Regions from separate parts of the Homo sapiens genome. Here region 1 is linked to region 2. A link is a contact called in ENCODE Hi-C data. All regions are on one chromosome and are shown on one strand. The core of a region is the stretch at or near the end of the contact, and the rest is flanking DNA. Distances in the headings are between cores, read along the strand shown.

Region 1 (4,740 bases), core at 474-2,973, 3.7 Mb before region 2:
CTTGGAGCCTCCCGAGCCGCCGCCGCTCGCGCCGTTCCCGCCGCCCCCGGGGTAGGGGGCGCTGTCGGCCGCCCCGGCGCGCCGGCTCTCGCCGCCGCTGCCGCCGCCTCCGGGCTCCTGGAGCAGCTCGTAGCGCTCGATGCCGTTGCGGCCGAAGTCGCGGTCGGTGGCTGTGGGCAGCAGGTAAAGTGTGCCCACCGGCCGATTCTCCTCCACCGTGAGCGTGAGCACGGGCGACGGGAAGGTGGGCGTGTTGTCGTTGATGTCAAGCACGATGACCTGACCCTCAAACAGGTCCACCCAGCTCTGCGAGGGCCCGATCACCGACACCTCGAAGTCCAGGAAGCACTCGTTCTCGTCGAAGATCATCTGACACTGGGGCAGCTTCTCGCGGTCGATGCGCCGCTCGCTCGTGCTCAGCTCGCCAGTGAGGTTGTCGATCTTCAGGTACTCGGAACCGGACTCCAGGCTGAAAGTCACCTCACCCGATCCGGTCACGATGCCCAGGTCTGAAGCCACGTTGCCGATGCGGACGTCGGCGGGGCCCTCCTCGGCCAGCCGGTACCGGAGGAGCTGCTTGGCGGCCGCCAGGCTGAGCGAGAGCGGCAGGAGGAGGCAGCAGCCCAAGCACCAGCCGCGCGCCCATCCCGCGGTCCGCATCCTCAGCATCTTCTCCTGCTGCTGCTGCTACTGCTCCTTCTAACCACAGCCCCCTCGGCGCCCCCCTCCTCCGGGGCCGGCCGCCTGCCCTCCCCCGAGTCCTCTCCCCTCTCCCGGAAAGGAAGGAGCGAGAGGGAGGGGAGGGAGGGGGCAAAAGCGGCGTGGAGAGTTGGCCGGGAATGGGGGTGGGAGGGCAGCGATAGATGCTTCTTTTTTTCCTCCTGCTTCTTCCGAAAGTTATTGTTTCATAATTCATGCAATGGGTGCTAATCGCCCGCTCGCCTGCCGCCGTTCAGTCGCAGTACTCACAGTTCACGGGACACTGCGCGCCGCGGGTTCGGCGCTCCCCCAACCCAGAGTCATCCCCTCAGCGGGCGGAGAATCCCCGGCTCTAGTCCCCGCTCTGTCGGAAGGGGCCAGAACCGCTCCGGCAGACGGGCAGTGGGGCTGGGAAGAGGTGGGGAATGAGCCTGCAGCCTCCCCCGCCTGCCAGCCCGCTGGTCTTTGCTGCTACTCGAGTTGAGTCCAATTCACGTTCCAGGCACTCACTCCAAACCCAGGCTCTGCTCCGGCTCCGGCCACCCAGACAAACGTGAGTCGCTTCCTGCACCAGGCGCTGGGGCCAGCAACAAGCCAGTCTCAACTCCGACTCTGCTCATGCAGCGGGGGAGCCAGTCAACAGATCGAGAATGAAAAATCCCCCGGCACGTCGCTTCGGGCACGGTGCAGGGGAGACTACTCGCGTCACAGAGCGGTCAGTGTCAGGGTCCCCCCGGCGCGCCAAAGAGAAGCCCGAGCCATCTTCAGAGACGCCCAGAGTCAGTCCCTTCTCACCCCGGAGAGCGCGGGTTTCTCTTTTTTCTTAACAACTCTGCGCAAGGTCATTAGTCACGAAGCAGCCGCCTGAAACCGCAGCAGCCTTTCGCCCACGGGGGCGAAGGCTGAGCAGTGCGCACCGTGCGGTGCCCAAGTTTGGGTTCGCAGCCGCAGAGTCCGTGCCTTTTCTCACCTGCATTCGGCCCGCATGTCGGAGCAGTGGGATCTGCAGCGCTGTGCGCGATTCAGGGAGGAGATTGCAGCCTCTCTCTCCCCGCTCTCTCTCGATCCCTCCCCTCCCTCCCTCCCTTTCTCTCTCCTCCCTCCTCTCTCTCCTCCCTCCTCTCCTTTCCCCTTTCCCCCTCTCCCACTCGCTCTCTTGCACGCTCTCTCTCCTTCCCAATGCAGGGAACTCAAGCTGAACTTGATCCCTTTGCAGTTCAAAGGTGAGCAAACCAGGCTCGGAGCACAGGCGACGTTAGCCGGCGAAAGCGCACGGCCGGGCGTCCCCAACGGCAATTAACAAAGATGCCCAATTCTGTCTGGATTTCCGAAGAAAAGCCAAAGGCTTTCGGGCGGGGGTGGAGGGGGAGGTGGAGTCAGAGACAGCTGCCAAGTAGCTTAAAAAAAAAAATCCAGTTTGCCAAGGGGAGAAAAAGTGTCAGTCGGTTGTGGCCTCGGAAGTGCCCTGGCACGGCTGGTGAATTCCGCAGTTGTCTCGTCCCTTTTCGCGTCTGGGAGAGTCTGGTGCGGGCGCTCCCGCCGCCCCTCGGGCTGCAGCGGCTCGGAGACACTGAACCGCTAGTGGGAATCTCCCGTTCGCTACCCGCGAGCAGGAAACCCGCAAGTTGCCCAAAGTGGTGGTTGCTGCTGGGTGCTCGCTCGCTCACGGATCAGGCTTGTCCCTGACGCTGCTGCTGCAGCGGCGGCGGCAGTAGCAGCCGAGCCGCCGAAACTACACACTAGGAGAGAGCGAGGGAGGAGGGCCCGGGATAAGGAGGCGGGAGGGAGCGTCAGCCAGCCGCCGCGCTCGGGAAAGCCCAGCCTCAGCTCCAGGGGCCGCTCAAAGTGTGCCCAATCCCAGCCAGTCCTCTTTAAGCCAAAGCCCAGTCCCCCTCCCTAGCGAGTACCGCCGTCTTCTCTGGGGGACTTGTTTTCCCTCCCTCGGGCTGGTAAATTTCCTCCTCCCTTGACTAATGCCCAGTTCACGCGTGAGAGCTTTCGGAGCTGGTGTCAGGATAGGTTTCTCCTTCTCCCTCCCTCTCAGACGACGTCCTCCTCCCCCCGGAAAGTGTCTCCGGTTCGCGATTTAGGATCTTGGTTAGGACATGGTTATCGGGGTCCTGGGGAACCTACGAGCGCCCAGAAAGCCACTCTGTTCTGAAAAACCATGACGGGCTGCAGTAGTGAAGAGAGAACATCAAACTCCAGAGAGCTGGAGAAAGATCCTTTTTTGGGAGCTCAGACTTTGGATGGTTGCGGGGGGCAGGGGCGGCGGTGGGTGGAGGGTGAAGGATGTCTGTCTTTGTTTAAATGCTTGACATTCCTGTCGTCGTGCTTGCTTGCGGGGGTAGACCGTGTGTGCGCGCCTGGGGAATAAACACATGTTGGAAACCTCGATATTATTTTCTGAGCAGAAACCTGCAGCCTTTAGTAACTGGCAAAGTGTAGCGTCACCTATCTGGATAAAAGGGAAATAAACTTTAATGGCAACTTTGTGTACCAAAGTGTCCCCAGCTTTCCCATCTCTCCTTTTGACTTTGTGTCCCTTGACTGTCCCTATTTCCTGAAGCAAGGCTTCTCCAATTTTCATTCACGACCACCGCAGCCGGCCTCATCAGATCTCAGGTCTGGTTGTGTTTTTGAACTGAGCCATTTACTCATTTATTTCAGTGGCTGTAAACGAAGAGGCCCGGCTAGGATTAAGACGACTGAGACGGACTGTAGGTATTTGGGGAGAATTTTTACCATCTCGAAAGAGAGAAAGGGCCGCTGCTGGGATTTGCTTAGTCTTCAGCTCGCCTGACGTATCCATACACATTTAAGGGCCTCCCCTCAAAGAAAAATTTAAAGCCGAAAAAATAAAATCTGTCCAGTGTGGGTATTCTTTACGAGACCTGGGTGACGAGGCAGAATGATTTAAACAAGACAAACACCAATAAAGTCAACGAGCAGATGTAGCGCGCGGTTGTTTGGGCGGGCGCAGGAACAGGAATGAGGAGGGAGAGGCGGCAGAGATTTCCAAGCTCTCCCTACAGGGGATCGTAGATGCCCGTTGGATGGAAGTGTGTCTAAGTGTGTGTCAGGGAGCTGGCGAGTATTTTCCAGTCTGTGAAAGTAGCATCACCCCAGGGGTGGTGGCTCCTCCTCCGAGGCCAGGGCAGGGAACCCGGCCTTCCCGCTAACCCTCCCGCTGCTGGCACCCGAACCTCTCAGCTCTGTATCTGCAGCATCAGCGAGAAAAGCCCCGCGCGCAGGCTCAGTGCGCACCGCCGCAGTCTCGAGCCGGGGGCGGGGGTGGGCTCCGCAGCGCCTTCGCGGCCGGCTAAGTGGCAGTAAAGCCAAATCCCTCTTACATTTGGCAAGAACCCGGGTTTATCGGAACGCCTGCCTCTCTCCAAACCTCCGACCCTGGTTCCCCTTTTTCCCAGGTTGGAGGCAAATGGGAGAAGCCGTCTCCACTCCGCGGCCTTGCGCCGTGCATTCCGATGCGCGGCAATATGGTGCAGTGCACTCACTCCCCTCATCGCCTTACTAAGATTTTGCAAACTTCAGGCAGCCGCTTGGGCAGAAACGTTGTGCACTCCCTCTTCCCTCTCCAGACCATAAACTTGAATAAGCCTCTCCGCATCTTCAAAGCATTTGCTCGCGGCTCTGGCGCGCACTCTCCAGGCGCACACTTGAGCGGGGCGCGAAGGAGTGGGCGGCTTTTCCTCAGCGCGCTGCACATTTCTTCCCGGATGACTAGGGAGTTGCAGCGCGTCCTTCACAGTGGAGTGGTTTCCTCTTTGCGAGCGGGAGGAAGTCTCCAGCCCGCCCTCCTCACTCTCATTCCTACCAACTTCGCGGCGGAGCCAAGCCAGCGTGGGAAATGGGTCCGACGTGTGCTGCATGGAGAACAGCGAGGACAGACTGCGGGGGCCAAGAAGCCTGCTGGCTTTGCTCCCACCCCCATCAGTCCCAGGCTCCGACCTTTCTGCCAGAGCAGCAAAGAAGTGGCGGCGGCTTTGCCCTGCAGCGCCGTTCTGGGCAAGCAAAGGAAAT
Region 2 (4,650 bases), core at 943-3,442:
CTGATAAAATGAATATAATTGTGGTTGTGATATTTTTAATTTACTTATTGTGTATTAACATTATTTTTAATATTCTAGTTTATTATAGGCATACAGTGAAGCCCTTTTTCTTTCTTCTTGACCTATCCCTAGCCTTTAAACTAAGGGTCATTGAACTATGGTCCATGGGCTAAATCCAGCTCACTACAGGTCAAATGCAGCCTATGACAGGCAAAATCCAGATATGCCCCCTTTTGATATACTGTCTATGGCTGCTTTCACGTTACAATGGCGGATTTGAGCATAAATCTTACATCAGACACTCATGGCCTGCAAAACTGAAAACATTGTGGTGGCACATGCCAGTAGTCCCAGCTACTCAGGAGGCTGAGGCAGGAGAATCGCTTGAACCCAGGAGGCTGAGGCAGGAGAATCGCTTGAACACAGGAGGCAGAGGTTGCAGTGAGCCAAGATTGCACCACTGCACTCCAGCCTGGAGACAGAGCAAGACTCCGTCTCAAAAAAAAAAAAAACAAAAAACTGAAAACTTTTATTATCTGGCCCTAACAATGAGATCACATGGACACAGGAAGGGGAACATCACACTCTGGGGACTGTTGTGGGGTGGGGGGAGGGGGGAGGGATAGCATTGGGAGATATACCTAATGCTAGATGACAAGTTAGTGGGTGCAGCGCACCAGCGTGGCACATGTATACATATGTAACTAACCTGCAAATTGTGCACATGTACCCTAAAACTTAAAGTATAATAATAAAAGAAAAAAAAAAGTTTGCTGACCCCTGTTTTAGACTATGCTTTCCCATGCTAAAATGAAATATTATTAAAATTGTGTTTTATTCTCACTGACACCTCAAAATTCAGGGACAAATAGTTTTAAGTTTCTTTTCCTTTAAGAACAGGGTAGCATTTGCAAGGAGCCAATAAGAAGCTCTTGTTGTTGTTGTCGTTAATCAAGATAAAGTCAGGAAAAAAATCAATTGTATAACCAAAGCCTTGAAGTGTTATATTAGAATAAATCTTATTTAAGCAGGTATGGCAAGTCCCCATTGATAAAAGGAGTTGTGTTTCATATGTGGAACCAAGGCTCACAAAGCCCTCCCGGGAGATTGGTCTATTCTATGGCTTTTGGAGTTCTGGATATTTAATTAGAGGAGAGAATGACTTCCTAGCAGACTAAGTACCTTAGCAGATTGGAAGTGGGAGGAGGAAGAGGTCGAGAAAATAAATTCATCAATATTTACAGGCACTCTAAGCAACACTGGTAGAAATTAATTTCTTGGGGTTGGTTTCCTAGCTTCAGGACATGAGCACAAATGAGTGATACAAAGTTCTCTGGAATAATATAGCCTGTTGAAAACACAACACTAGATTCCCTGTTAGTTCTTATGACAGAGGTTAATTTTTTGGCCTTATTAGTTGCTTAACACTATATGGCACTATGATCATAGTTCAAGGAAATTTACATATACTAATTAACACGTCTTGCTGCATTGTTAACTAACAGGACAAAATAAAATAAAAACAGCTTTTGAGATCAAGGATAATATTCAGGGATTATTTATGATCACAGAGGATGGCTGTTAGAAAAAGTATCCAACAAAGGAGAAAAACTGCAGCTAGGAGGCAGGACTATCAGCCCCCACTTGGACAGATGGAACAGTGTGTGGAGACTCACATTGTGAACTTTTACTCCAAGAACTACTGCAGGAACATACCAGGAAAACCAAAATAATTCACAGACCCTTTGAAGGAAGCGGCTTGCTGCTGCAAGCTCCCTAAGATAGACATAAAACTGTGAGTGCCCAAAGTGTGAAAAGGGGAAGGCTGCCTCCAAACACACATCTTCACTAGAGGACCTGAAAATCCAGATCACCAGAGAAGGATTTAACCTTACCTAGAGCTGAAATAAACTTAGAGAGCCCAGTGAAATATAAAGGTAGAAGAAGCAGTGAGAAGAGCCCTGTGGGCACTCCCAGTCCCCAGGGAAGCCATTTCTGACTTTGTCTCACAGGGGTCCTTGGGGAGGGCTGCCAGTAGAACTGAGGAAGGGCCATAGGCGGAAGGAAACTTCCAGATGAATTTTGTAATAATTTCATGAGCATGAACCTTCCTGGGCAGAACCTTCCAGGGCAGCAAACAGGAAGTACAGATATGAGCACAGAAACAAGTGGGGAAGGGTGGGGCCTGAAAGCCCTGCCTGCATTCTCAGTGGGGAGGCTTGTAGGTTGGTGCAAGATCTCAGCCCTGCTCGGCCGCTGCCTGGATATAAATTTGGTGCTGGTGGCGAGAGTGAGACTAGCCTTACTGGCTGTGTGGGAACTGGGTGAGGCCTATCACTGCTGGTTTTCCCCCACTTCCCTGGCGACCTGTATGACCCAGCAAAGGCAGCCGTAATCCTTCTGGGAATATAATTCCGTTGGCCTGAGAACCATTCCCCCATCTCCCATAGTGGCCACAGCAAGCCCCACCCAAGGGAAGTTGAAGCTCAGGCTCGCTTATCCCTGCTCCCACTTGATGGTTTTTCTCTACCTGCTGTAGTAGCTGAAGACAAAAGACATAATCTTTTGTGATTTCTATGGCCCCGCCCATTACCTGAGAAACCTGAATACCTATCCAGGTGAACTTAGGGCAAGCCTGTATCAGCTGATGCTCTCTTGAAAGCAAAACCTGGCTGGGCACGGTGGCTCACGCCTGTAATCCCAGAACTTTGGGAGGCCGAGGCAGGCGGATCACGAGGTCAGGAGATCGAGACCATCCTGGCTAACACGGTGAAACCCCGTCTCTACTAAAATAACAAAAAATTAGCCGGGCGTGGTGGTGGGCACCTGTGGTCCCAGGTACTTGGGAGGCTGAGGCAGGAGAATGGCATGAACCCAGGAGGCGGAGCTTGCAGTGAGCCAAGATCACGCCACTGCACTCCAGCCTGGGCAACAGAGCGAGACTCCATTTCAAGAAAAAAGAAAAAGACAGCAAAACCTCCTGGCTGGAGGCCAACCAAATGCTACCACAACCAGCATTTGAGAAAACCAGTGCACGAAACAAAACTACAACCAAGGACCCTCAGAGAGTCCACTTCACTCCCCTGCTACCTCCACCAGAGCAAATGCTAATATCCACCGCTGAAAAACTTGAAGATGAATCACATTACAGAACTCTTTACAGACACTGTCCAGTACCAACCCAGAGCCCTATAGCTCTGCTGTGTGGTAGACCCAGAAAAGCAATAACAATCACTGTAGTCTGGTTCTCAGGAAGCCCCAGCCCTAGTGGAAGGGGGAGAGGGCCACATCAAGGGACCACCCAATGGGACAAAAGAATCTGAACAGCAGCCCTTGAACACCAGATCTTTCCTCTGACATAGTCTACCCAAATAAGAAGGAAGCAGAAAAACAAATCTGGTAATATGATGAAGAAAGGTTTTTAACACCCCTAAAAGATCAGACTAGCTCATGAGCAATGGATCCAAATCAAGAAATTTCTGAGTTGCAAGAAAAAGAATTCCTAAGTTCGATTATTAAGCTATTCAAAGAGGAATCAGAGAAAGGTGAAAACCAATTTAAATAAATTTTTTAAATAATACAGAATATGGACCAGGACAATCTCCAGAGAAATAAATAGCACCAATAGAAAACAATCACAATTTCTGGAAACAAAGAAACACAGAAAAATGCAAAATACACCGCAAAGTTTCAACAATAGAATTGAACAAGTAGAAGAAAGAACTTCAGAGCTCAAAGACAAGTCTTTCAAATTAACCAATCTGACAAAGACAAAGAGAAAAGAATCAAAAGAAACGAACAAAGCCTCCAAGAAGTTTGGGATTATGTTAAATAACCAAATCTAAGAATAATTGGTGTTCCTGACAAAGACGAAAAATCTAAAAGTCTAGAAAACTTATTTGAGGGAATGGTTGAGGAAAACTTCCCTGGCCTTACTAGACAGCTAGACATCCAAATAGAATAAGCTCAAAGAACCTCTGGGTAATTCATTGCAAAAAGATCATCACCTAGACATATAGTCATCAGATTATCTAAAGTCAAGACAAAGGAAAGAATCTTAAGAGCTGTGAGGCAAAAGCATCAGGTAATCTATAAAGGATTATCAGATTAACGGCAGATTTCTCAGCAGAAACCCTACAAGCTAGGAGAGAGTAGGGTCCTATCTTTAGCATCTTTAAACAAAACCATTGTCACCGAATCATCCTGTATCCAGTGAAACTAAGTTTCATAAATAAGGGAAAGATAAAGTCTTTTTCAGACAAACAAGTGCTGAGAGAATTCACCACTACCAAGCTAGCACTACAAGAACTGCTAAAAGGAGCTCTAAGTCTTGAAACAAAGTCTCAAAATATACCAAAATAGAACTTCCATAAGGCATAAATCCCACAGGGCCTATAAAACAATAGCTCAATGGAAAAAAAAAAACCAAGGTATTTGGGCAACAACTAGTAATATGAACAGAATAGCATCTCACATCTCAATACTGATGTAGAATGGCAGAATGGATAAGAATTCACAGAAATTCACAAGTATCTGCTGTCTTCCAGAAACTCACCTAACACACAAGGACTCACATAAACTTAAGGTAAATATAACCTTCAGGGTAAAGGTGGAAAAAGATATTCCATGCAAATGGACACCAAAAGCAAG

What was found. Hi-C counts contacts between places; a loop is a spot of excess contacts on that map. Pooled maps may share reads with other maps.
Region 1: a map of IMR-90 shows a loop between it and region 2 (6-fold over the local background). The contact joins the promoter of PCDH7 here to the enhancer-like site in region 2. A Hi-C loop is called at or near these places in 1 of 168 maps with a recorded cell type or tissue (IMR-90), 1 of 37 single-sample maps with no recorded cell type and 9 of 50 pooled maps.

Annotation. Positions count from the first base shown.
Region 1 is chr4:30,717,352-30,722,091 of GRCh38, reverse strand. PCDH7 (protocadherin 7) reads right to left here and starts at 1,723. Exons shown (of 3, transcript NM_001173523.2): 1 at 1-1,723. The coding sequence starts at 669. It overlaps LOC124900844, which reads left to right and starts at 2,971. Exons shown (of 1, transcript XM_047416545.1): 1 at 2,971-4,740. The coding sequence starts at 4,185. RefSeq lists an enhancer at 204-914.
Region 2 is chr4:27,038,118-27,042,767 of GRCh38, reverse strand. No RefSeq gene overlaps it. Among named protein-coding and RNA genes, the nearest start is that of LINC02261, 180 kb to the left of the region's middle. Within about 2 kb of position 2,192, at least 2 of the 41 ENCODE cell types and tissues checked have a DNase peak (open chromatin) inside an H3K27ac peak, as active enhancers do.